Regions from separate parts of the Mus musculus genome. Here regions 1, 2, 3, 5 and 6 are each linked to region 4. Evidence: chromatin loops called from intact Hi-C (ENCODE). Cell type or tissue: heart. All regions are shown on one strand.

The links. A loop is a pair of places that touch in the nucleus more often than their neighbours do. Peaks named below come from ENCODE experiments on the same cell type or tissue, not always from the same donor. Only the 100,000 strongest peaks of a DNase experiment are listed, where the experiment ranks them.
Region 1: a loop joins it to region 4, with 3.0 times the contacts of the local background. A loop is called at or near these places in 8 of 42 quality-filtered maps.
Region 2: a loop joins it to region 4, with 2.8 times the contacts of the local background. A loop is called at or near these places in 2 of 42 quality-filtered maps.
Region 3: a loop joins it to region 4, with 2.9 times the contacts of the local background. A loop is called at or near these places in 5 of 42 quality-filtered maps.
Region 5: a loop joins it to region 4, with 2.3 times the contacts of the local background. A loop is called at or near these places in 19 of 42 quality-filtered maps.
Region 6: it touches region 4 in a loop (5-fold over the local background); 19 of 42 quality-filtered maps call a loop at or near these places.

Annotation. Positions count from the first base shown.
Region 1 is chr9:57,757,103-57,761,102 of GRCm38, reverse strand. Clk3 (CDC-like kinase 3) reads left to right here. Exons shown (of 13, transcript NM_007713.5): 3 at 63-279; 4 at 2,380-2,476; 5 at 2,753-2,819. Among named protein-coding and RNA genes, the nearest start is that of Clk3, 6.0 kb to the left of the region's middle. In heart, a CTCF peak has its summit at 1,543 (motif pointing right); DNase peaks (open chromatin) are centred at 320, 1,632, 2,352 and 3,328; H3K4me3 peaks cover 259 bases; H3K27ac peaks cover 1,886 bases.
Region 2 is chr9:56,935,462-56,939,461 of GRCm38, reverse strand. Imp3 (IMP3, U3 small nucleolar ribonucleoprotein) reads right to left here and starts at 1,962. Exons shown (of 1, transcript NM_133976.2): 1 at 1,064-1,962. The coding sequence starts at 1,955. The coding sequence ends at 1,401. In heart, CTCF peaks have their summits at 771 and 1,717; DNase peaks (open chromatin) are centred at 821, 1,781 and 2,071; H3K4me3 peaks cover 2,579 bases; H3K27ac peaks cover 1,606 bases.
Region 3 is chr9:57,071,475-57,075,474 of GRCm38, reverse strand. Gm10658 (predicted gene 10658) reads left to right here and starts at 3,509. Exons shown (of 3, transcript NR_045886.1): 1 at 3,509-3,866. It overlaps 2700012I20Rik (RIKEN cDNA 2700012I20 gene), which reads left to right. Exons shown (of 2, transcript NR_152107.1): 2 at 1-272. It also overlaps a transcript of Sin3a not described here. In heart, CTCF peaks have their summits at 1,029, 1,879 and 2,421; DNase peaks (open chromatin) are centred at 104, 1,934, 2,334, 3,464 and 2 weaker places; H3K4me3 peaks cover 4,000 bases; H3K27ac peaks cover 3,848 bases.
Region 4 is chr9:57,521,683-57,525,682 of GRCm38, reverse strand. All of the region lies in intron 1 of Cox5a (cytochrome c oxidase subunit 5A), which reads right to left. Among named protein-coding and RNA genes, the nearest start is that of Cox5a, 2.5 kb to the right of the region's middle. In heart, CTCF peaks have their summits at 1,523 and 1,722 (motif pointing left); no DNase peak of the experiment used is centred here; H3K4me3 peaks cover 2,205 bases; H3K27ac peaks cover 1,379 bases.
Region 5 is chr9:57,644,182-57,648,181 of GRCm38, reverse strand. It overlaps Csk (c-src tyrosine kinase), which reads left to right and starts at 2,529. Exons shown (of 13, transcript NM_007783.3): 1 at 2,529-3,187. In heart, a CTCF peak has its summit at 2,477 (motif pointing right); DNase peaks (open chromatin) are centred at 1,311, 2,501, 3,101 and 3,671; H3K4me3 peaks cover 1,923 bases; H3K27ac peaks cover 1,974 bases.
Region 6 is chr9:57,653,698-57,657,697 of GRCm38, reverse strand. No RefSeq gene overlaps it. Among named protein-coding and RNA genes, the nearest start is that of Csk, 10 kb to the right of the region's middle. In heart, a CTCF peak has its summit at 1,758 (motif pointing right); DNase peaks (open chromatin) are centred at 547 and 1,747; H3K4me3 peaks cover 427 bases; H3K27ac peaks cover 487 bases; H3K27me3 peaks cover 1,558 bases.

The DNA of each region.
Region 1 (4,000 bases), 240 kb before region 4:
CCCTGCAGCAGGAACCTGGCTAGTAGGCCTTCTTGACTCATCTTGCTACCCCCTCTTGGCAGCCATGATCGTATACCCTACCAGCGGAGGTACCGGGAACACCGTGACAGTGATACGTATCGGTGTGAAGAGCGGAGCCCATCTTTTGGAGAGGACTGCTATGGGTCTTCACGTTCTCGACATCGGAGACGGTCACGAGAGAGGGCGCCGTACCGTACCCGCAAGCATGCCCACCACTGTCACAAACGCCGTACCAGGTCTTGTAGCAGTGCTTCCTCGGTGAGTGGTGGCCAGAGTGTGCTAATAGGGGCCTAAAGGCCTCACCTCTTTCTCGCTTCTCTCAGGCTAGCTGGTCTGGGTGAGTACTGGCAACCCTGTGTACATACACCATTGTGGGTACACACATGAGGTGTGTGTGTGCGTGTGTGCTGTCTGGTATAGGACTGAGCAAGGATGGTATGCCTTCCATTTTCTGGCCCCTTGCCAGTGGCAACTATAAGGGCTCTGGCTCCGGCGTTGGCTGATTTCCAGCCTGTCTATATCTTTCCACTGTTCCATACACAGGCTACATGGTACACATGATTGGGACACACTTCTCAGGGCTGGTACTAAGATTGTTGTTTGTGGTTTGGGGCTATATGGCCTGGTCTTCTTCACATCAGGTCTGTCCCCATCGGGCCCACCCCATAGCTAAGTGCTTTGATGAGTGTGGATTTGACCTTCTCTGCAGCCTCATCTCCACAGTCCTCCTCTCCCAGAGGACCAGAGTCTGTTATTACCCAATAAAAAGGGGACACTTTACCAGTTAATTTTATTTTTCTTTTTTAAATGCTGGGAGTCCAACCCAGGGCCCATACATACGAGGCAGATACTCTACCACTGAACTGTATCACACCCCATTCCCTACACCTCCTCTTTGTTTTTGAAAGTCTTATGTATTCCAACCTAGCCTAAAACTCATGATCCTTTTCCCTCTACTTCCTGAGTGCTGGGCACCACCGCCTGGCTTCCTAGGCTTTTCTTTTTTTGATATGGGTCTTGAATTTCTGTGTTTACTTTTCCAAGTTGCTGGTCTGTAAGAGCACATCACTTTGCCCTGTCAGTCAGCTCAGGTTGGAAGCTTCTCATCAGACCTCCAGCCAGGCTCTCTTCTACCTTGTTCCTTTGTAGGTGTGCTACTTACGGTAAGGAGAGGCAGCTGTCTGCGTGGTGAGATCCCAGGCCTCACCTTGTTGCAGGCCACTTAAAGACCAGAGCTTGGCCAGCATTCTAGGGTGGTGTGTGGAACAGACCAAGAGCCCACACTGTATTCAATCCCATGGAAAAGGAAGGTCACTCGTGTTTACAAGGCTATGTGCTGTCTTCTCTTCTTCCTGTTTGTTCTCCCCGTGTTGTCCTCCTGCTGGCCAAGCGGCCTCTTAGTAGTGGTGGGTTTGGTGAAGGTATCTTCTCTACCCAGCGCTTGACCTGAGTGGTGTGAGCTGAAGGTTGACTTGCCGGTGAATCAATCATGGCTTGTGGCCTCACACAGTGCCGTATGCTGCCACTGGGTGGCAGTGCAAGTCTGGTGCTCTGCTTATTTTTGGTGCCCTCTGTCGTCGTGGGCTGGGTCTGGCTTAGGAGTGGCACAAGTCCTAAGGCCAGGTCAGGAGCTGGCTTGGGGCCTGAAGGTCGGCCAGCCCAAAGGATCTCAGCCAGGCTCATTTCCTGCTGGAGTTTGGTGGCAGGAGGGCTGCTGGCAGAAGTCTGTTTCTGGTAGTTGGTTAAGTCTGGCCAAGGATGTCATGTGGGGGCAGGTAGTAGCTTGGTTCTACGTGGCAGCTGTTGAATATGTTGTAAGGCTGTGTGGACCAGCAGAGGCAGGCAAAGAAAGGGTGAGCATACTGTTGCTGCTGAAGCCAGGATAGCCCTACAACCTGTCCAGAAGGCTGGACCCAGGTTGGGCCAGCCGCCTTTTTTGCGTCGTCTTCAGCTCTGGCCAGAGTCACGGGAGGGTCAGGGAGGGGGAGACTAGAAGAGGAGGGAGTCAGGGCTGTGGCTGTCCTCGGGGCCTGGCCCCTCTGTGTCATAGGCTGGACATCTTTCTGAGCATTTGTGGCACTCTTCTTAGAGATAATGTCCGAGTTTTCTTACATACCTGTAGCTGTTTTTGCTTTTCTGTTTTGAAGTCAGTTTGTGTCTTGACGTGTCCCTTGCAATATCCCTATCGTTATATATGCTGTGTGCCTTATGAAATGCTGGGATCTGGAAAATCCAACCAACCAACCCACCGGCTCCTCACCGTCTCCACCTCTGCCTTTGACTGACACCTCAATCTGTCAATCGGAACCGCCTACCATGCGATTGGTCGGATGGCGTTTCGGGGGGCGGTGCATGCAGAGAAGCCAACAGAGCAGTAAGCGCAGCAGCCGGAGTGTGGAAGATGACAAGGAGGGCCACCTGGTGTGCCGGATCGGCGATTGGCTCCAAGAGCGATGTACAGCCACCTTTCGTAAAACTTTACCTCTCTACTTTCTACCCCCCTTGTTAGATGAGACCTCTCCTGCGTGGAGGGGCCTCTAGTGCGCGTGGCGCCTTAGTGGGGCCACCAGTAATTGCCTGAATGACACAGACACTAGCAACTTCTGTTTTAAAGAGTGTAGCAGTGAGCAAGAACCTTTGTTGTTTTTGAGGATTTGAATGCTGTGAACTTGCAGGAGCTGCCACCCTCCTACCCTCCAGACTCTCATGCCCAGCTTCTTCTTTCTCACAGATGAGATCGTGGGGAACCTGGGTGAAGGCACCTTTGGCAAGGTGGTGGAGTGCTTGGACCATGCCAGGTGAGCGTGCTGGTACAAACATCCTTGAAAGAGCTAGTGCAGCTCTTTTTGGAGGGCCGCACCATTGCTGGATGTGTTGGGTTTGCTGATCTCATGAAATAAGGGAGGCATCCTTGGGGTTTGACAAGCCTGTGACATCACTACAAGAACTTTTAGCTAGTGTGTGCCTCCTCCCTGGTTACCCACTTCTCAGCTGTGGCATTGGATATGTGGCCCAGTGCTGCATCCCATGAGCTTTTGGATATTTTTGGCCAGGCTTCATCTATCTGGTTTCTTGGGCAGAGGAAAAGGTACATATAAGGTCCTGGGAACCTTTAAAGAATACAAAGGGAGTCAGTGCAGGGCCAGAGGAGGTGGACTTCATCTCTGCCAGCAGGGCCAGGGGCTTCCTTTGAAATGAGTTACATCTATGTTAAAGATAAGACGGCTGTGGGGAGGGACCTTGTTTCAGAAGGCTAAAGTAGTGGCCTCTCCCCTTGGCCAGAAGGTTGAGGATGCTGCTGGCTTGGCCTGATAGTACTTTTGCCCCTCCCATGTCTTCCTGAGAGATCCCAGCCGAAGGAAATGAGACTTTGGCCTTTCTCACCAAACAGCTACCAACTACCCCAGTGCGGCTAGGGTCATGAGTAGTCCATGCTGGCTGGGAAGGCAGTACCTGTATGTGCCATAATGCTGGGGCCAGATCATTCTCTCCAATCCTAGCAGTATAACACTTACTGCTTATCATCTGTCAGCCTAGAGTCTGCTTCCTTCCCTGTAGCTGTATGTTAGAGAGGCAACCCTCTGGAGAGCCAGTTCCTGCCTTAATAATCTCTAATTGCTTTAGTTACAGAGAACTGGTATCCTCATTTGAGCTATGCAGGGCACCGCTTCAGAAATGAAATATGAAGATGCTCGGGAGTTGCCCAAGTTACACCTCAGCCATTGATGACAGAGCTGGGCTTGCTGTTCTTGGTCTCCCACATTAAGTGAGCTGCTCAAAAAAGACCATTGCACCCAAAATCAGCCATCCCCTCAGCTATGAGATGAAGTGCTAATGAGAAACTTCCTCCTGCACCCATTTTCTATTCAACCATTTCTAGGTTCTTCATCATGAACCTAGAATGAGTATAAAGGGACACATACACACAGTCCTGTGACCAGATGTAGACAGGACAGGTCCAGGAACTCTAACCTAGGAA
Region 2 (4,000 bases), 590 kb after region 4:
TGAGCCATCTCTCCAACCCTAGTTTTACTTTTTAAAAAATTTTGTTTGTATGAATGTAAATGACGTACCATGCATGTGGAAGGGTCGGCTCTCTCCTTCCACCATGTGGGTTCCAAAACTAAATTCACACTGTCAGCCTGAGCAGCAAGTGCCTCTCTCCCCATTGAGCTATCTTGCCTGGCTCACTAGCAAGGAAGAGGAAGCACATAAAATCTGAGCCTCATCAGTGCACACTGTAATATTAGCACTGGAGAGGCTGAGACAGGAGGATCACTTCTAGTTCCAGACCAGCTTGAGCTTCAAATCAAAACCGGTCTCAAAAGAGAGAGAGAGAGAGAGAGAGAGAGAGAGAGAGAGAGAGAGAGAAGAAAAATAACCCCTACACAAATACCTTAATCTGCCAGACTCTGAATTCTATTTTGTATTTGGTCTGGGATAAAACTTGGTGCTCTATTTACCAGTTCTATTGCTTTATGGTTTTCCTTTTGCTTCTGCTGCGTTTTTTTTTTTTTTTTTTTTAAAGTCCTAAATTTCTCTGCATAGCCCTGGTTGTCCTCATGTCGACCAGGCTGGCCTGGAACTCAAAGATCTGCCTGCCTTAACCTCCTAACTGCTGGGATTAAAGGCTGTGCCAGCACTACCTCGCCCTTTTGCTTGTTTTTTTTTTTTGGGGGGGGGGGTGTCCTTAACTCTGAAGCCAGGACCTTGAAGAACATCTGTTTTCAGGAACCTCCTGGGTCCCTTCTAACCACTAGCTGGCCAAACTACAGGGCGATCATTTCCTTAGGCAAGCAAACACTCCAGGACTTTAATATGGTATTTCCTGGGGCTGGAATATCAACAGGAAGTCTTGTGGATAAAAGCTCTGCCAAAACATTCATTCCGAGAAAAGGACTGGTTAAGTGACAAATCTGCCCAGCTTGTACAACATCCTGCAACCTCCACGTGAGGCTCCAAAGCCTCACGCCTTCAACCCTTTTCCTGCCCTTAGGCTCTTCAGCTAGCAAGATAATAGATATGGCTATGTAGGACCCTAGGTAAGAAGAACGACCAGACAAAAATGTGCACTTAAACAACGTCGGTGGGACATTTATTGGCATTAGGAAAGGGTTTCTTTAAACGATATAAATATACTGAACTCAAACTCTCCATCCAGACGGTCCTATTTCAAGATGAAAGCAAAGGGGAAGAGGTAACATTCCTGCTTCTACACCACAAAGTTTAAGGCACAAGAAGCTAGCAATCCCCAGTGCGGTACAAAACTGCTTCCCACTGTCTCTCAAGACACAGTCACTTAATTGTCAGTCCAAATTCTAGGAAAAATTCCCAGTACACCGGGGCAATCCTCCCCATCCCCGGTTCAGTGACCTGTAGCTGAGAAGCCAGGACAAGAAGACTCGCTAGGCATCTAGATCAAAGTCATCGCGCTCCTCATTGTACTCCAACACGTGCCGCTTGATCTTGGATGAGTCCACCCAGGTGACAAAGTCCTCCATGCTGCGAGTGACGAGAAAGGCGGGATCAGTGACCACGTCTGGGCCCACGCGGACATGACCCTGCTCCACAAAAGCCACAGCAGCTTGGAGATGCTGCGCCATGCGTAGCTTGAGGAGCAAAGTAGGCAAGCGGCGGCGGCAGAAGGACGAGGCCGAGACGGAGTCGCAGAGTTCCAGTGAGCCGCGCGTGGGCACCAGGCCCATAGCGTACAGCTTGTCCAACAGCGCCGCCGAGGCGCGCACGCGGAATGGGTCGCGTTCCGGCAGGTCGCGCAGGCGCCGCGCCAGCTCGCGCACCGCTCGGCTCAGCTGGTTGTAGCGCGTGTACTCCTCGCGCCGCTGCAGCCGGTACCGCCGCAGCACACGCAGTTCGTGGAGGTTGTGGTCGGTGACTTCCCAGTTTAGGAAGTCCACCTGTTTCAGCAGCTTCTGCTCGTGGAACTTAAGCTTCCGCACCATGATGGAGAATGCGGGAGAAAGGGAATACGTTGAAAATCTAGCGTAATTTCCGCCTCGACGTAGAAAGACCCCGCCTCTAGATCACTGGACCAATCAAAAGATTGGTTAAAGACACGCCCCCGGTTTTTCATTCGTCCAACTCTGGAACTTCCTGTTTTGAAAGGGGAGCGGGGGAGAAAGAATTGCGGAAGGAGAGCCGTGTCCTGCGAATACACTTTTCCTTGCATGCAGTGCGTATGCAACTAGTCTAGTCCAGTGTTGTGTTTTGTTTTTAAATATTTATTCATTTACGTATTTTGTGTATATGATTGCTCTGTCTTCATACCGGAAGAGAGCTTCAGATCCCCTGTTTGTGGTTTTCCTGGGAATTGAACTCTGGACCTTTGGAAGAGCAGTCAAGTGCTCTTAACCGCTGAGCCATCTTGGCAGCACCTAGTTTACTCTCAGAGTTCTGTCTTTGGTGACTGAAGAGAGTCTGCTCCGTCAATAGCTGTAGATGTCAGTTTCCAGAGAGAGAGGTTACTGCCTTTAAAAGAGTTGTCTCATAGTTTTGGTTGTGAGCCTATTATTTAATGGCTGAGCTATCTCTCCAACTCTGGAAAGATGGCTTAGCAGTTAACAGCACGGCTGCTCTTCCGGAGGTCATGAGTTCAAGTCCCATCGCCCACATAGTGGTTCACAACCATCTATAATGTGATCTGATGCTCTTTTCTGACATGCACATGTACATGCAGCTAAGAGCACTGATACACATAAAACAAATCTTTTTTTTTTAAAGCATACACAACTTTAGAAGAGTGGAATGCTAATAAATAAATAAGAGGATTATCTCTGTCAAAAAACGTGATTAGAACTCTGCAAATGTCTCAGTTCCAGTGGTCCCCAGAGTTGACAAATAGTCCCATCCTGGCCAGCATGAGATCTGTCACTGGACTGGCAGTAGTACCAAACAATCAGGATTGGAAGCATTCCTGCCTCTTATTTTTTTGACACAGTTTCCTTAGGTAGCCCAGGTCAGCCATGAATTCACCACAATATAACCAGATTCAATCCAAAAGGATGAGATTATGAGTGAGCATGTGCCACCATGGCTGTCTTACTTTATTTTATTTTTTGAGACAGAATGTCTCTAGTACTATCTGTCCTGGTAATTTTTATATAGACCAGGCTGTCCTTAAACTCAAAGAGATCCATTTACCTCTGCCTCCAAGTGCTGGAGTTAAAGTGTTACTCAGGTATGTCTGGAGATTGTTTCTGCAATCCTCAGTGACTGATGGTACCCATCAATGATGAGAAATTCAGAGTGTAAGTAGGAGTCCTAACCTTCATCTGTAAGAGGTGAACAGTCTGGTAAACAATTCCTGTCTGAAATCACAGAAGCAGAACGAAGGCCAGAAGAATTTCTACTGAGCCCCTACCTGTTGGGGTAACCTCCTGACACACAAACCATATCAGTTATGAAGGTGTGTCTCTCTACTCTCTATTGCTGTAAGTGAGGCTGGCAGGATATATTGTATTGTCACTTCTACAGCCCACAATGCATGCTTTCTATGTGTCGCTTCCTCATCTACCCCAAAAGATGATTTGCTGAGATTATCACGTTGAAAAGCAAGCTATGAACTTCAGGAGCATGTGAAGGGGTTGGTCCTGCAGATCCAAAGCTGCAGTATCTCCATGGCACCTGGTGTGGTGGTTTGAATATGCTTGGCCCAGGAAGTGGCACTATTAGGAGGTGTGGCTTTGTTGGAGGAAGTGTGTCTCTGTGGGGGGTGGGCTTTGAGAGATCCTCCTCCTAGCTGCCTGGAAGCCAGTCCTCTTTTATTTGCTTTCTGAACAAGATGTAGAACTCTCAGCTCCTCTGTCGCCATGCCTGCCTGGATGCTGTTATGTTTCTGTGATGATGATGGACCGAACTTCAGAACCAGTAAACCAGCTCATATTAAATGTGGTCCTTTATAAAGGGTACCTTGGTCATAGTGACTGACCACAGTAAAGGCCTAACTAAGACAGATGGCAACAACAGTATGTCTGAGAGGAGTCAGTTC
Region 3 (4,000 bases), 450 kb after region 4:
AGCCCAGATATTACTAGCTGGTCACTAGGGCTGACTGAATACTGTGACACTGGGACAACCAGAATCTGCAGCCCTCAGGGGGCGGAGATAACCCAGCGGAGGCCTTTAAATGTCACCGCCTGGGCAAGCCTCCGGAAGGCGGAGCATGAAGGGAAAATGTATACTCTATTGGTCGGGTAGATCCAGGGACATTTTAAACTGGAGGAAGAGAGGCTGAAAACCTCACACAGACCACTGCATAAATAAACCTTGAGTGTGCACTTACGTTCACAGAAGGAGTAAAAATTCCAGATTGTGTGAAGGATATGGTCTTAAGAATGACTGTTCAAGGGGAAGGGCTGTAATCGCAACCATTCGCGAAAGGGCAGGAATAGTCTGAATTTAGGAACCCTAAGGCCAGCCCTTCAAAAAAAAGGGGGGTGGGCATTCCTCCTTAGCAGAGTGAGTTAATGGCGGTCTCTAAGCCTTCTGGGTAAGTAACAATGCCTGAACACAAAAAGTGCTTTGAAATACCTAGTTCTTGGGCTGGTGAGATGGCTCAGCGGCTAAGAACGCCGTCTGCTCTTCCAAAGGTCCTGAGTTCAAATCCCAGCAACCACATGGTGGCTCACAACCATCCGTAATGGAATCTGATGCTCTCTTCTGGAGTGTCTGAAGACAACTACAGTGTACTTACATATAATACATTAATTAATTAATAATAATAATAATAATAAAGACCTAGTTCTTTTATTTATTCACTAGTAAGGCGTGGGCCCGATGCCGACCTTGCTTTGGGGAGGCTTTCGCTGTGCCATGAGAGGTTAGGTGGGATTAGTCTTACCGCATTCTAGAGCAAAAGGGGGAGAGGGAACCTCCCTAGAGTCGAGTGTCCCCAGGAGATACGACACCGGGGAACCGTTTCGTAAATCCAATACTGTCCTCCTGTAAATCCTGCGGAGACTGCCATAAACAAGTGTTGGCAACAGGTGGGTCTAACTCCTAGGATGGCTTCACGGCGTGAGGCCATAGTAAAGAGTTGTGAACTCCAAGAGTGGCCGACAGGTGGGAGCAGCCACACCGGTAGCCAAGCCAAGCCCTGTTCCAGGACAGTGCTCTAAAATAAGAAAAACTAGCCAAACCGTTCCAGGCTGAAGTAGCACTCCAAAACTGACAGATGCCTATCCTTAACTGAACTGCCTTACCCACCAGGCTGGGTACCTACCATACAATGTACAGCACTCCCACCACGGTATCAACAAACACCCCCGAATCCTTGCTAGAAATGAGCCTCACGGACTTCCCTTGACTGCAGCGACCGAGGTATCGTAGATCTTGCCAAAGGTTCCATTACTAGGTTGTCATAATCTTAGATTCCGCCGACTAAGGATCAAGATTGCCTTGCACAAGGAATTAAGGATGCGGCCAATGTCCAAGCTTTCTGAAACTTAAATTTAAGGAAGTCAAGGGGCACGGAGAAAAACAGCAAAAGTTGATCGGGCTGGAGGGTAGAACTCATTCCCTCCCCTCCGTGCAGCAGCCCTGGAGCGATGCTTTCTGGAGTAACAGCGCAATTGTCGGGCTTCACCTCGAAGGCTAGCCGATCCCTAGACTCGGAAGAATCTTTGTGTGCCTCCAAGGCTTTCCCCGCCCCCCTAACTAAGGGCGCGGAGCCTGAGACTTCCGGGCGGGAGGGAAGTTGCAGGGAGCTAAAAGGGCCTCAACCATGTGCTGAGCGCGCTCACGAGAAAGGGGGGGCAGGGAGGAGAACGTCTCCTCCTAGCTTACCCCAGAAGGGGAAGGCCTATCCAATTCGCCAATCAGAAACAGGGACGGGGGCTTGTACCTCACGTAAGCCCCAGGAATCCTCCCTCCGCCCTTCGAAGAAAAAAAATTTTAGCAACTTAAACTCCAGTCCAACCTCCCGATAGGCGGAGCTCTAGAGAATATCATCCAATGCATACACGAGAAGGGAAAGAGGGACTCGAATCCAACCAGTGAAAGACAAGAGAAGGCGGAGCCTCTGGAGAACCCAAAGTGGGTGGAAGAGGAAATGTCCCCGCCCCTCTCGGGTCCCCTCCAGGCCGGTTGCACAAGCTCCCTGCAAGAGATAGTAAACAGTCTTGGCCAGGCAATGGAGGCAGAGATGGCCGCGCATTTCGAGAACTGGCCCTGCGCCTGCCCTCCCCGCCTGCACCGCCACTGCACGCAGTTTGCTCCGGTGCCCCGCCTCTCGGCCCGCAGCCGCCATCCGGCTGACAGGCGCGCCCCTCCCCGCCCGCTGATGCATTTCCTTTTCCCTATTCCAAGCGTGGAGTCTGTTTTCCCAGTTTCCGACCTTCACTGCCCCTTTCAGGCCACCCCTTCGTGAGCGCGCGCGCGCACAAGGCTGCCCCCTCCCCGTACGCGGCCCTGTGGCACGCAGCGGCACCTCGCGGAAGAGGGAGCCCCGGCAGCACACACACTACTCAGGGAGGGGGAGCAGCCGCCGCGGCCGTGAGGTGGGCGGGGAAGGAGGCAGCTCCATGTTTGCGAGGGGATCAGCTGGGGCCGCGAATTGAATCCGCCGAGTTCCTAGAGCTTTTCTACACTCAGCAAGCGCTCCACGCCGGACCGCAGTCTAGCCGGTTCTGCAGCCGAGTACTTGCTAAAATGCCGTGTTCGGACACACCGGCAGCTCCCAGGCTAGTGGCTGGAACCTCTCCCGCCCCAAGTCTCCTCCGGCAAATACAGCCATTGCCCCCGCCCCCAGAGTCCTTAACAACCGCGGGCCCACGGTGCCCGCGCCTCCCCAGAGCGCGCCCACGACCCTTCCAAGTTTGCCGGCAGAAGCAAACGCTCAGGGCGGCCACTGCACTCGCCCAGCGTGGTTAGCGGAGAAAGACCGTGGGGCCCGGCTTGCTCTTAAACTCCAGCGGTCGACCAACTCCGGACACCGTGAGCTCGGTGGGCCCGACTGGCCAGGCTGCGGCCGCCGCCCCCTGCCGAGGCCGCTCGCCGCAACCAGGGCCCTCTTCCCTCTTTTTCTTCTTTATAATTATTTTTTAAAATATTTTTAAAGCATTTACAAGAGCAGTTGGTCTTCTGCTGGCCCATTCCCCAATGAGCTTCCTAAACCTATCGAAACCGACTGCTTGGTAAAATAAATTGGGCGGCGCGGCCGGCGCGAGGGCGACCCAGGCCGGGCCAGCCCCCTCCCCACCGTTCCAGCCCTGCTTGGAAACACACTACGAGCGGGCGGCGCCAAGCGCTCTCCTTCCTGGCCTGCCCCTAGCCTACCTCAACCGCGGGACTCCGAGCCTCCCCGTAGCTCTGTCTTGGGGACTGCAGCACCCACACAGACTTTGTGCAGCCAAAGCAAGCGACCAAAGAACTAGACCCCCAAAATACCGAAATTGGGGAGACCAAATTAAAAGCAGCTGTTTAACATACCTCCGGAACCAGGCGAGGAGTCCTGAATGAGAGGGAACGCCCCCCAGTATCTATTGGCTTTCCTGCGTATACGTCAGTCCCAATGGGTCCGCCTCCTCTCTCTCCCCGCCCCTTCCCCTTCATTGATCGCCCCTTGCCTCCACCGAAATAAAAATAAATAATTAAACTATCCACGAGTAAGAGTCGCCTCCAAAGCAGAGGCTCTTACATCTCTCACACCGCCACTTGGAGTTTTTCGAGGACTTCGGACTTAGGCCTTTTGGGATTTGGAGTTCCGCAGGGTGGAAGCTAAAGGAGGTGCATCTTAACTACACGGCCCCGGTTTCCTTCACACACAACCCATTTGGAGCTGGGTCTGGAGAAACCTGTAACAGTCTATGGCCCTACCACTTGGACGCATCATATCTCAGAAGCTAAACAGAGTCCGGCCTGGCTAGCATTTGGTTGGATTAGAGGTAAGTAGCGATTGGCTGCAACGTCTAGACTTTCCTGGCTGTTAAACGTGTGTCCAGTCTACATTGTAAGGTGCCTTTCAGCCATGAATTCCGAAAACCTGGAAAACTGGCACTTGTCTGAGCCGCTATGGGGT
Region 4 (4,000 bases):
GCCACCCAAAAGGATATGGCATTCGCCTAGAAAAAGCCAACACTATGACTTTAGAAAAATAAATAAAGTAAGGGGCTCATTAATCTTTTGTGTTCACATTTGGTTAAAACAGATAGTTTTCTGCTTGATAATCAGGCCAAAAGGTCCCAAGAATAGTCCCTTTTGGCACTGGTAATTCTAGGAATGAGGGACAGAAGCAAATGATATACAAGTTGCATTAACAAGTTAGACACCAGGGTGATTGAGGGCGCAAAGCCAGACACAGACCTTGATTGAGGACATAAGGTTAAGCACTAGCAAGCAATACAAAGTGCTATGCTACTTAAACTCAGCATTTTACCAAGAGAAGAAGAAAACAAACAAACAAACAAACACCTATCTTCCACCCTTCAGGGTCTTTCAAGCTCTCAGGGTAAGGATGCCAGGATTTTATAATTTCAAGGGTTGACTAGAGTTTTATTTAAAACATTAACTTAGGAGTTTAAGGGCATCCTGAGATTCAAGGGCTAGCCTGAGCTCATGAGACCCTGCCCATGAATGAAAGAAAAGGAAAGGAAAGGAAAGGAAAAGAAAGGAAAGGAAAGGAAAGGAAAGGAAAGGAAAGGAAAGGAAAGGAAAGGAAAGGAAAGGAAAGGAAAGGAAAGAAATCAGGAACTGGGAAGATGGCTCAGCAGAGTTTGGCTACCTAGGCCCACATAAAATGCTAGGTGTACATGCTGTCCCAACTATAATTCTGCTCCCAGAAGGCAGAGGATTCCCAGCGCAAACTGGCTAGGGAAACTAATCCTACAAGCCTAGCTTAAGAGAGCTATAGAGTAGCTCAACCTATGGGTCTGGACCCCCACTGGTCCCATATCAGGTATCTTGCACACCAGATATATACATTACAATTCATAACAGTAGCAAAAATACAGCTATGAAGTAGCAATGAAATAACTGTTATGTGGGGGTCACCACAACATGAGGAACTGTGTTAAAGGGTTGCAGCACTAGGAAGGTTGAAAAACTGCTAACAGAGGATGCACCCCAAAACCACCACAACCACCCTGCCACATCTCTTCCTTTTATTGGAACAGGGTTTCAACTCTGTACACCACACTAACCTGCTCTTCTTCCTGGCTTCTTCAGCCACCCTAGCTGTAAGCCACCATGTCCAGCTTCCTCCTCCTCCTCCTCCTCCTCTCCTTCCTCCTGCTCCCCACATCTCCCTTGGCTGTGCTGTTAGTCCAGGCTAGACTGGAACTCAAAAATCTGCCCACGTTTTAAGCACTGGGACTGAGGGCACATGTGCCACCACACCCTGCTTGCCTTTTTCACTGTCCATTACAAAAACGATCTCATACCAGTAACAAGTCTCAACCTAAAAATGAAGTGCATCACAATAAACCAAGTATGTTTAGAAATTTTCTGCCAACCATGAACCAAATATAGGACACGTGAACCCGACTTCAAAGCCTAGGTATGGAATAGCCTATAAGACATCCAGTGACAAAATTGATTAATGTGCAAGAGGTACCTAGCAGTCTCCATTTTATTATTTAGCAAGGCATGACCATATTAAGCCTTTGCGCCAGGCAAGAGTTGCAGTATCAAATGTAAACTTCAGAGCTACCAAAAACATTATTTTAACTTTAGAAAGGCTTAAGATCAATTAGTATACAAGGTCACACAGCTAAAGAGACACTATTTACAACCAATACTGCCCCCTTGTGGAAGTATTTAGGTATAAAGGAGAATCACCTAAAAGCCTTTGTTTCTGAATTGCACACCAGGGGGTGAATAGAAAGCCTGGAAGAGAAATCTAGACAAGAACTTAAATAACAATAAACTGTAGTCCTTTTCAGAACTTCCTTAAAAGAAAAAAAAGGAAGAAAATTTCCCTGTTTCATAAGAAACTCCCAAAGTTCAATGCTCCTTCTCCCCCAAAAAAGAGAAATAAAAGAAAAAGCAGAAAATTTCCTTTAAAAATATTTTAGTTGGGTGGTGGTCCATGCCTTTAATCCCAGTTCTTGGGAGGCAGAGGCAGGCAGATCTCTATGAGTTTGAAGCCAGCTTGGTCTACAGAGTGAGTTCCAGGACAGCCAGGGGTACACAGAGAAACCATGTGTGTGTACACGTATAATCTCAGCTAAGTGTGTATGGTGTTACACCTATAATCCCAGGACTCAGGAGGCAGAGGCAGAAGGGCTACTACAAATTTGAGGCTAGCATTAATCACACAGTCAATTCCAGACAGTACCCCAACTCAAAAGTCAGAAATAAAAAAATCTCGAGATATTTATCTATATGGGAAAAGAAAAAAAAGCATTTGTTGCCTTAGCAAATAAGACACAAAAAAGCAGCAGGATAACTCAAATTTAACTGAGAAAGAGAAAATAGCTCCATCACTAACAAAAAGGTCAGTTTCCCAAGGTAGGCATCAGTTTCTTCTGTAAAATATGAGCATCTACTTGGTTTCTCTTTTTGATTTTACTTTTTATGTATTTTTGCCTGCATTATGTGTATGTACTTCTTGTGGGGTGCATAAGGAAGTCAGAAAAGGGTGCTGGGAATCGAACCTGGGTCCTTTGCAATGACAAGTACTCTTAACCTATGAGCCCTTGCACTCCCCAGGTTTCCTAAATGCATTCCAAAGCTGAGTGTGGTGGCACACACCCGTGGTCCTAGGCATTCCAGAGGTGGATGCAGGAGGACGATCATGACTACACAGCTACTTTTGAGTCCACCCTTGACTATCTAAGATGCTATCTAACCTCTTCCCACCAAAAAATCCTAAACTCCCTACAGTCGACTCTCTTGTTGTTAATACAATGCCTTACAAAAGACAAACTAAATGAAGCCAAAAAAAAATTCTTTAGGTTCCAGTAATCAAGGAAACAATTTTGGAGTGTCTGAGGCCCTTCTTTGTGTGTGAGGCCATGGCTAGACTGGAACACAAAGAGATCCACCTTTTTCTTTTTCTTTTTTAAACCTCCCTGTGAGTGTTGGTCCCAACGTACCTGGCTAAGTTATTTTTATATCTACACACATGAACTAAATCTCATAAAACACTAATGTATCTCAGACCAGGATCCAAGCACACAACTACTGTGATTAAAGTATAATGCCTGTGCCGGGTGTGGTGGCTCCCAAGGTTAATCCCTGCACTTAGGAGGCAAGAGGAATGCAATAAGTTCCTCGATAGCCCTTTTAGTACCATTCTGAGTTCTAGTCTAGTCTGGGCTATAGAGGCCCTGTTTCTAAAATAAAATACTCCTATTTATTTTAGGCCGATGCCGGCCTGGTTTACAAAGAGTTCCAGGACAGCCAGGCTACACAGCTGACACATACCACAACCAAACAAAACCAAAAGTAAGATAGATGTACCGTGCTAAGTGGAGAGGGTCTGAGAACACACCAAGTGGCAGAGCAATTATCTAGCAATGCAGGGCCCTTGGTTCCCCCTCAGCAATGGGGGTGGACAGTGATGGGACACAAAATCTCCTGATCACACAGAAGGGGAAACAAGCAACCAAACATAATACTTCATAAGTCAGCACTGAAGCTTCTCATTTTAAACGGGTGGAGGGGAATCCACGAAGCTTTCCCATGTTTGTACACCCAGTATTCCTCAGTATTTGGTACCCAATCTTGTAAACGTTATCATTCTTTCCATTAATATTTGTCAATGTTCAGGCTCTCTTACAAGCCGCAAGAAACCACACTTTAAATTATCTATTTGAAACGCAGGGCTAAAATGTGGCTCAACAGTCCTCAAACGTGGCCGTACCCAGTTATGAAGGTGACACAAAAATGCCAGCAGAGAATTGCCTGATCAGGGCTAAAAGGGTATTGTGTCCCACTGGGGAATCAAATTGTGTTCTAGGAAACGCAGAGGCGGGCGGCGCGCCCGGAGGCTCAATGTCACCTTCGCCAAGATGCCGCAGGCCGGCGGGGGCCACTCCCGGTCAGGTGGCTGCGGGGTCAGCGCAGGGAACGGTCACGGCCCAGAGACTGAAAG
Region 5 (4,000 bases), 120 kb before region 4:
AGAATTCAAATACAGGTTTATTTGATTCCAAAGTTCACATTCTGGGCCCCAGCACACTAAGGGGGTAGTGTTTGTGGGTAACAGAAGATGTATTGGTGATAAAGCTGGAGCAAAACATAGCATATTTACTCAGGTATTCCGCCCCCCAAGTCTCCACAGCCTCCCCACCACTCAGCCCCCTTTTATCAGACAGAGTGGAGGTGATGTCAGTCTCTCCCTCCCAGAAGGCTTTGCAGCCCGCTGAAGCCCTTTCCTTCAGGCTGAGCAGCAGCAGCATCCCCAACTGGGGCCATGTTATCATTCCATCTTGACCTCAAAGGAAAGAAAGTGAAGTCTGATACACACACACACACACACACACACTCTCTCTCTCTCTCTCTCTCTCTCTCTCTCTCTCTCACTCTCTCTCTCTCTCTCTCTCTCACACACACACACACACACACACACACACACACACACACACATGCACCATCACTCCAGGCCTGTTATCTTGCTGAATCTGCACCATCTCTCATGAAAGAGGCATGCTCTCAGCCTGATCTCACCAAAGAGGAAACAGCTCAGAGACCTTAGGTAACTAGTTCAAAGCCACACAGCTCTTGAGATTTAACCTTGAGATTCGGTCCCCAAATATCTGTTTCCCCCCCCCCCTCTGTGTCACACCTAACTCTGAGATCTTCTAGGTGCCTCCACCAAAGGTGTCCCTAAAGAACCAGTTCCCTGTAAGCAAACTGGTACTAGGCATGCTGGGTGAGAAGACCAACCTGTCGTCTGGGGTGGGAGTTGAGCATATCCAACTCCTGCTTCTAACATTTTAAGTTATTTGCAATCTGCAACCTTGCTTCTCACAGAGCCCCTTTCTTCCCCTCAGTCAGTACCACTTTACATTGCATTCCAAGTCTTTGCCAGCAGCGTCTCCTCTCCCATCTGAAGATCCCCCTCCCACTCCCTCACCCCCATCCCCTGCTCCTAAACTAGTACCCTCTTTCAGTCCTGGTCCTTAGAAAGTGCTCCTACACCTAGCACCTCCAACGGACTTTCTGGCTTCTCTCTAGCCACTGTGCTTCCATTCTGTGGCCCTCCCATACAGGAGCACTGCTTGCTCCTGTAGCTGAGAGCAAATTGCTCCGGGAGGATCCCGGACTCCTCATTAACAATGGTGCATAATAACAGCCCGTGTTTAATTGAGGACTCACCACGTGCCACTTGCGCACCGAGCACTTCAAACCTATTAACTCATTTCCTCTCCACAAAACCTTACAAAGTTGGTGGTACCGCTCTTGCTCACTTTACCAAACCACAGTGGAAAAGGACAGACAGAGATTAGCTAACTGGTCCGACGTTGTTACACAGCCAGTGACAACTTCCCTATTGCATCTCAGCTGAAAATAAAGCCCGGAAGAGTTCCAAGAAGCTCTGTGGTTCTTTGGCCCTGTAGCTTGCAGGACTGACCGCATCTCTTTCTGCTTTCCCCTACACACGAAGTAAGTCAGGTCTCCCTGCTGTGTTCCCAGATCTAGAAAATCAACCCATGTTCCCTTCTTTCCTGTTTCTTGTGGACCTTGTACCTTTTTTTTTTTTTTCATTGTTTATCAATTTGTTCTTTGTGACAATATTTTTGCAACAACCCCTCATGAGAATTTGGCAGATATAGAGGTTTTAAGAAGTGGACTCCGGCCGGGTAGTGGTGATGCACACTCTTTTTGTTTGTTTGTTTTATGTTTTGTTTTGTTTTTCGAGACAGGGTTTCTCTGTGTAGCCCTGGCTGTCCTGGAACTCACTTTGTAGACCAGGCTGGCCTCAAATTCAGAAATCCACCTGCCTCTGCCTCCTGAGTGCTGGGATTAAAGGCGTGGGCCACCACCGCCCGGAAATGCACTCTTTAATTCTAGCACTTGGGAGGAAGAAGCAGGCAGATCTTTATGAGTTCGAGGCCAGCCTGGTCTACAGAGCAAGTTCCAGAGCTACATAGTGAGACCCTGTCTCAGAAAAACAAAAGATAACAAAAAAACTACAAAGGAGGAGAAGGAAGAAGAGGAAGAGAAGGAAGAAGAGGAGGAGGAGAGAGGAGAAAGGAGGTGGAGGAGAAGGAAGGAGAAGGACGGTGGTAGACTACAGAGCAGGGGCTGTGTAAATGCATGCTTACTGTCCCAGAAGAGTCTAGGCCTAGCCTCCACTATAGAAAGAAAACTTCGCTGGGGGGGGGGGGGGGGGGAAGAGGAGGAGAAGGAGGAGGAGGAAGCAGAGACGGTGGTAGACTACAGAGCAGGGGCCGTGTAAATGCATGCTTACTGTCCCAGAAGAGTCTAGGCCTAACCTCCACTCTAGCAAGGAAGCTTCGCCTAGAGGAAGCTGAGAGGTTGGCTCTAGCATGCTGGTGGCCCTCTGAAAGGACCTTCGGGAGCCTTCGCGAAGGCCAGCAAGTGGGGGCAGGGCGTAGACGCGGACACACCCCCCGCATTTCCTCCAAGGTCCAGCAGAGGGCGCCGACCCACGCCCCGCTGCTCGCCCGGCAGGCCCCCTCGCGCAGGCGCGCCGCAGCGGGCGGAGGATCCGGGCCGCGCTTCCTCTCACCAGGCCTGCGAGCTTCCTCCCATCGGAGCCCGGGCGAGCTGAGGTTGGCCGCCGCCGCTGAGCCTGCTGCCTTCCTTGCGCTTCCGCGCCACCCTGCGCCCTGCCCCGGGGAATCCCACCGGGGTGGGGTCCGAGCAGGGCCAACCCGGGCCGCGCCGCCGTCGGGGCCGTCCCCGGGCCAGCCGTCCCTCCCGCCTGGCCAGCCTCTGGCCGCCCAGCCTCCGGGGTGTGGGGCTTAGGCAAGCCCTGCGAGCGGCGATCGAACGCCCGGGGCGGCCCCCCGGCGGCGGCGCGACGTCCCCAAACCGAACCTCCGTGGCCGCGTTCGGAAGCGGAACTCTGCCGGGGCCGCGCCGGCTACATTGTTTCCTCCCCCCCGGACTCCCTCCCGCCCCCTTCCCCCGCCTTTCTTCCCTCCCCGCCTGGGGCTGCGCGGCAGTCCCCCTGCCTGTCTGGCTCCCCTTCCCTCTCTTTTCGCATCCATACACCTCTTTGTACCGCACCCCCTGGGGACCCCTGTGCCCCTCCCCTCCCCCTTGGCCGCATGGACTGTCCTGCAGGCCACTGATGCCGCCCTCGGTGAGGAGGCCTGGACCGCAGTGCCCCCAGAGAGGTGAGTGCTGGGCAGCCCCAAAGGAGGTGGGTGTCCTAATGCCCCCTAGAAGGGAGGAGGTCGCTCGTCCCGCCTCTGTAGCCACCACCGCCGCGCCCACACCCATCCCCCCAACCCCCCACCTCCCAAACGGGTTCGAATTCTCCCGGGAATCACTGTCAGAACACTACTGGGAATGAGCCACAAGGGAGGTAGTACTACCCAGCACCACGAGAGAATTGGCTTAGGTCTGCAGAGTCCTACCTTCCCACCCCCCAACTCCCGTGAGGAGAGCAGAGTGGGAAGTGGCTGGACCCCGGAGGAAGAGAAGTGGTATGGGCCGGACTCCCGGGCGTTTGCCCTTTCCCGTTCAGGGCTTCCCTGAAGGTATCCTGGCTTGTCTGGTTCTGAACTCTACTTCAGTCGTTGCACAGAGGTTCTATTGGCTCCAAGCAGCCCAGGGCCATGCCACCTCCCTTTGTGCCTGATAGAAGGCCGGGTCCTTGAACTAAGCCTGTCACCCTTGACCTGCCAGAGGATCAGGCTTAAAGCAAGGGACCTCTGACCCTTGGGTGGAGAAACTGGGCAGGGCTTCCAGTCTGCGTAGAGGTGACACTGGGCATTGGTACTGTACCCCGTTCCCCCCACCCCCACCCCCAGCATCCTCATCAGTCTATTTTCCCAGGCTTCTCAGGACCCAGACCAGTTATTTGGAAGGGGTGTGTCCAGTCACTGGATCTTTGGAGCTTAAGTAGGAGTTTTTTTTTTTTTTTTTTGATCATTTTGTATAGCAGGGAACTGAGGCCCAAGGGGCAGGTCATATTCCAGGCTCCT
Region 6 (4,000 bases), 130 kb before region 4:
CTACCTTCCACCAATCCGAAAACTAAGAATGCCATCAGACAGCATCTGAGGCTGATAGCCGAGATGTCCCCAATTTGCTGTAACCGCCTACCTTTATGAACTCACCCATGATGTGAAAAGTGTTATGACTTTCTTAGTTCTATATTTAAAACTTCACAAAACTTACTGCCACAATGGACCATGGAGTTTGGGGGGAGCCTAAGTCTCCGTTCCTAGGCTGAAATAAATTCTTTCATATTTCCCTTGAGGAAAGAGGTCGTTTTTTACATTTTCTTCAAGATTTGCCCTCTTTTTAATTACATGTATGTGAGCATATCCACAGGTATATCCACCCAAGTGCAGTGCCCACCATAGAGGCCAGAAGTGTGGGAGGCCCGGGAATTGGCGCTGCAGACACCTGTGAGTCCCCTGCTGCAAGTGCTAGAAGTTGAAGTGGAGTCCTCAACAAACCCCTCTCAGTCACTCATCTCCAGCCCTGGTGTTTGCATTTGCTTGGCTTGTTTCTCACACCCACAGCTGATCCTGGGTTTGCTGGCAGCTCTTGCTGCTGGCAGAGAACTGCCGGACAGCGTACGACGCCCCAGTCTGGCACCAGTGCCCTGAGCTGCCTCTCAAAGGGCTCGGGTCAAACCACATTTTCCAAAGCAAGCTCAGAGAGGACTCTAAAGCCTCTTTCCTGCCCACCTTCCGGACCCTTCTCTGTTTCTCATCTGAGGGCCTGAGACGACAGGAGTCAGAACCTCCTACCCAATTTCCAACAGGCTAGGAGCACGAGTGGCTACCATATGATAAATGGGAGTGGGGTGGGCAGGCAGGAGGCAACCATCTCCTCCTACTCATGGCTCCTCTCTGCCAACCAAAACAGCTAGTGGGGGCTCTGGTTTCCACAGCTACCATCCGAGGCCTGTTGTGGGGCAGGAGAAAGCGCAGGTTTGCACAGTTCTGTCAATCAGCCTCACCATCCAAAGACAATCTAGATGCTCCCGTTTTATACGAAGGATCGTGATCAAATGATAATTTAAAAACCATGCAGCGCCCCGGCAGTGGTGGCGCACGCCTTTAGTCCCAGCTCTTGGGAGGCAGAGGCAGGCGAATTTCTGAGTTCGAGGCCAGCCTGGTCTGCAGAGTGAGTTCCAGGCCAGCCAGGGCTATACAGAGAAACCCTGTCTGGAAAAATCAAAACCAAAACAACAACAAAAACCATCTAGCACGCAGTAAGTGCTCAACAAAGTGCCCTTCTCACCTGTCCTCACTCAGAAAAATCCTGGGATTGCCAACAGTGCTGGTGCCAGGAGCCAGTATGGCAGTTGCCTTAGGATCAGAAGCAGCCCAAGGAAAGGAACCCAAGATGTCCTGCCACCCAGCACACCCATGTGCTGACCTGGCTGTGTCCCTTCAGGAAGGGGGACCCCCTGTAGATGGAAACGCCCTTCCAAAATGCCCTTCTAAAGCCACCCAGAGTCCTTGGCCGTGGTTTCTGGAAAGGCTTGTTCCCTCCATCCCGTGGAAGGATGATTAGTGCTTCAGAACTTTATGGAAAGGACTTTATCTTCTTCTCGGTCCAGGCTGGCTCTGGCCAGTACAGGCCCTGATGTTAGTCTAACCTGCGACGGCGTCTCTGCAGGCTCCTAACTGCCTAGCTTCCCAGAACGGCAAGCACTGTCTGACAGACTATCCCAGCGCTTGGTCTGGCACCTTGGGGCAGGGTCATGTGACTTTGCCCTTCCTGGGGCCTCTTCTCTTGTTCTTCCCTTTGTGGGTCTGAGCTTTGGACACCAGAGGGCGCTGTTGCCTCTCGGATCTGATGAGACTAGTGGCTGTCTCATTATCAGAGACAAACATAATTCTAAGAGAAATCAGGAGAAATGTGAGGGCAGCGTAACAATGGCGTAATTCTATCGTCTCCCCTTGAAGTGTAATCCCATCAGTTGAGAGGGTGAGGCAGGAGGATTGCCACAAATTTGCTAGCCAGAGCAAACTCTGATGTCTGGGGCTACAGAATCAGAGTCAGAGTCAAAACATTAATAATATTATCATTAATTGTGCTGGTATAATAATCACTTGCCTTGCTTTTAGTTTTGTTCACTTGTTGTGACAGGCTTATGTAGCCCAGGCTGGCCTCCTACTTACTATATGTAGCTGATAATAACTTTGAATCCTGTTCTTCCTACTTCTGTCTCCTTAGTGCTGGACTACAGGCATGTATATATATATTTTTTTAATAATAATTTATGAAGGAGATGAATGAGGTGGCACATGCCTTTGATTCCAGCATTTGGGAAGTAGAGGCCGGTAGATCTCCATGAATTCAAAAGCAACCTAATCTAAGTAGAGAGTTCCAGGACAGGCAGGGCTAGAGAGCCCTCATCTCAGCACAACAACAAATGTAAGGAAAGCCTAATGACACCCAGTTACTTGGGGTCTGAAGCAGAGCCAAGAGCTCAAGGCTTGCCTGGGCTACAGAATGACTCCAAAGCCACCCTGGGATGCTTAGTGAGATACTTTCACATTGAAAATACAGGGGCTTGAGAGATGGCTCAGTGGATAAGGATACTGGTTGAGAGATGGCTCAGTGGTTAAGGATACTAGTTGCTTTAAAGATACCATTATCTCTTCCAGAACCTGGGTTCAATTCCAAGTACCCACTTGGCAGCTCATAACCACCCAAAAGTTCCCTCTTTTGGCCTCCAAGGGCACTAGGCATGCAGGTGGTGGACAGACAGACAGACACGCAGGGAAAAGGCCTGTACACACACAAGCAATAAATTAAATTTTCAAAAATGTCCCGTGATGTAGCTAAATGGTGGATAGAGCACTTGCTTGTTCTGTGTGAGGAGCCTGGGCTCCATCCCGGGTACCAAGAACAAAAAGAGAAAGAGAGAATGTAGCACCTGCCACTGAGACGAGACCTCACCTCATCTTCTATAGCCCCAGTCCGTGGAGCGGGCTGCCCTGGGGTAGCTAGCGATCAGGATCTAAGTCACAACCAACAGAAAGCGACCTCTTCCAACATCAGCAAGAATTAAATAAATGCACTGCTCCTAAAAGAAACAGCAGCAGCCAGAGCCACACTGGAAAGGAGACAGGCGGCTAGGAAGAAGAGGCCTCCCGTGTGGTGTGAACAGGATGCGGGCCCTGGTCTCCTCCTTCTGCTGGGGAGAACAATCTCCAAGTCCTGGGGCACGGCTTCCCTTCCTTTTCGCATCCCCACTCTAGCTGTCTGGAAGCGAACAGCACAGGGAACCGACCAGCTGCTCCAGGCTGTGTTTCAGTCACGGGACATGGGACATCCGTTTCCCCTTCAATCTTTCACTCTGGCACAAGTGAAGCCCCCATCCCCAAGGCCCCCCGGGGGGGGGTGCAGGAGGATGGGGACAGAACAGTCCTTGCACCTGATCAGCAAGTTTGCCTTCTCTTTGACGGTGCCTCTCATTGCTAACTGGCCCCATGGAAGAATGGTGCTACGGAGTAAGAGGTGACAAACTACTAGCTTCTGCGAGCACAGCACTCAGGGCTGCCAGACAACAGGCTTGGGGAGGCAAACATGGCCTTAGGGGTCAGGGCGGACAGTTTCTGGGGGCTTGAGAGGCAGGTCTCCAACCACAACTGACCTTGACTAAAGAGAGAATTGAGTGGGGACCGCCAGCCCCAACAACTCCCGCCAAGTTATCCCCATGCCGGGAGGAAGCTCCTGGAGGGCAAGAGGGTAGTTATGGCTGGGCTCCAGGAAGTCGGACAGAAGGCAGGCAGGCGTGGAACTCCTCCTTGGATCCGGGGTCCTAAGACCTATGGCGGGCATGACAGCCAGAGAGCTCAAGGCGAGTTTGCTCACTAATTTTCAGGTGTGTGCTACTTGAGGCTTTGTGCCACCTGCCGATGGAGTCAGAAGGAAAAGAACCAGTCCCTGTCCTCGCTGGTTCCCTGCCACTCGGAGGAATCACTAAGCGGCTTAAGGATCGAAGGCAAAAGGCTTTTCCTTCCAGGCCTGCTGGAGCCTGTG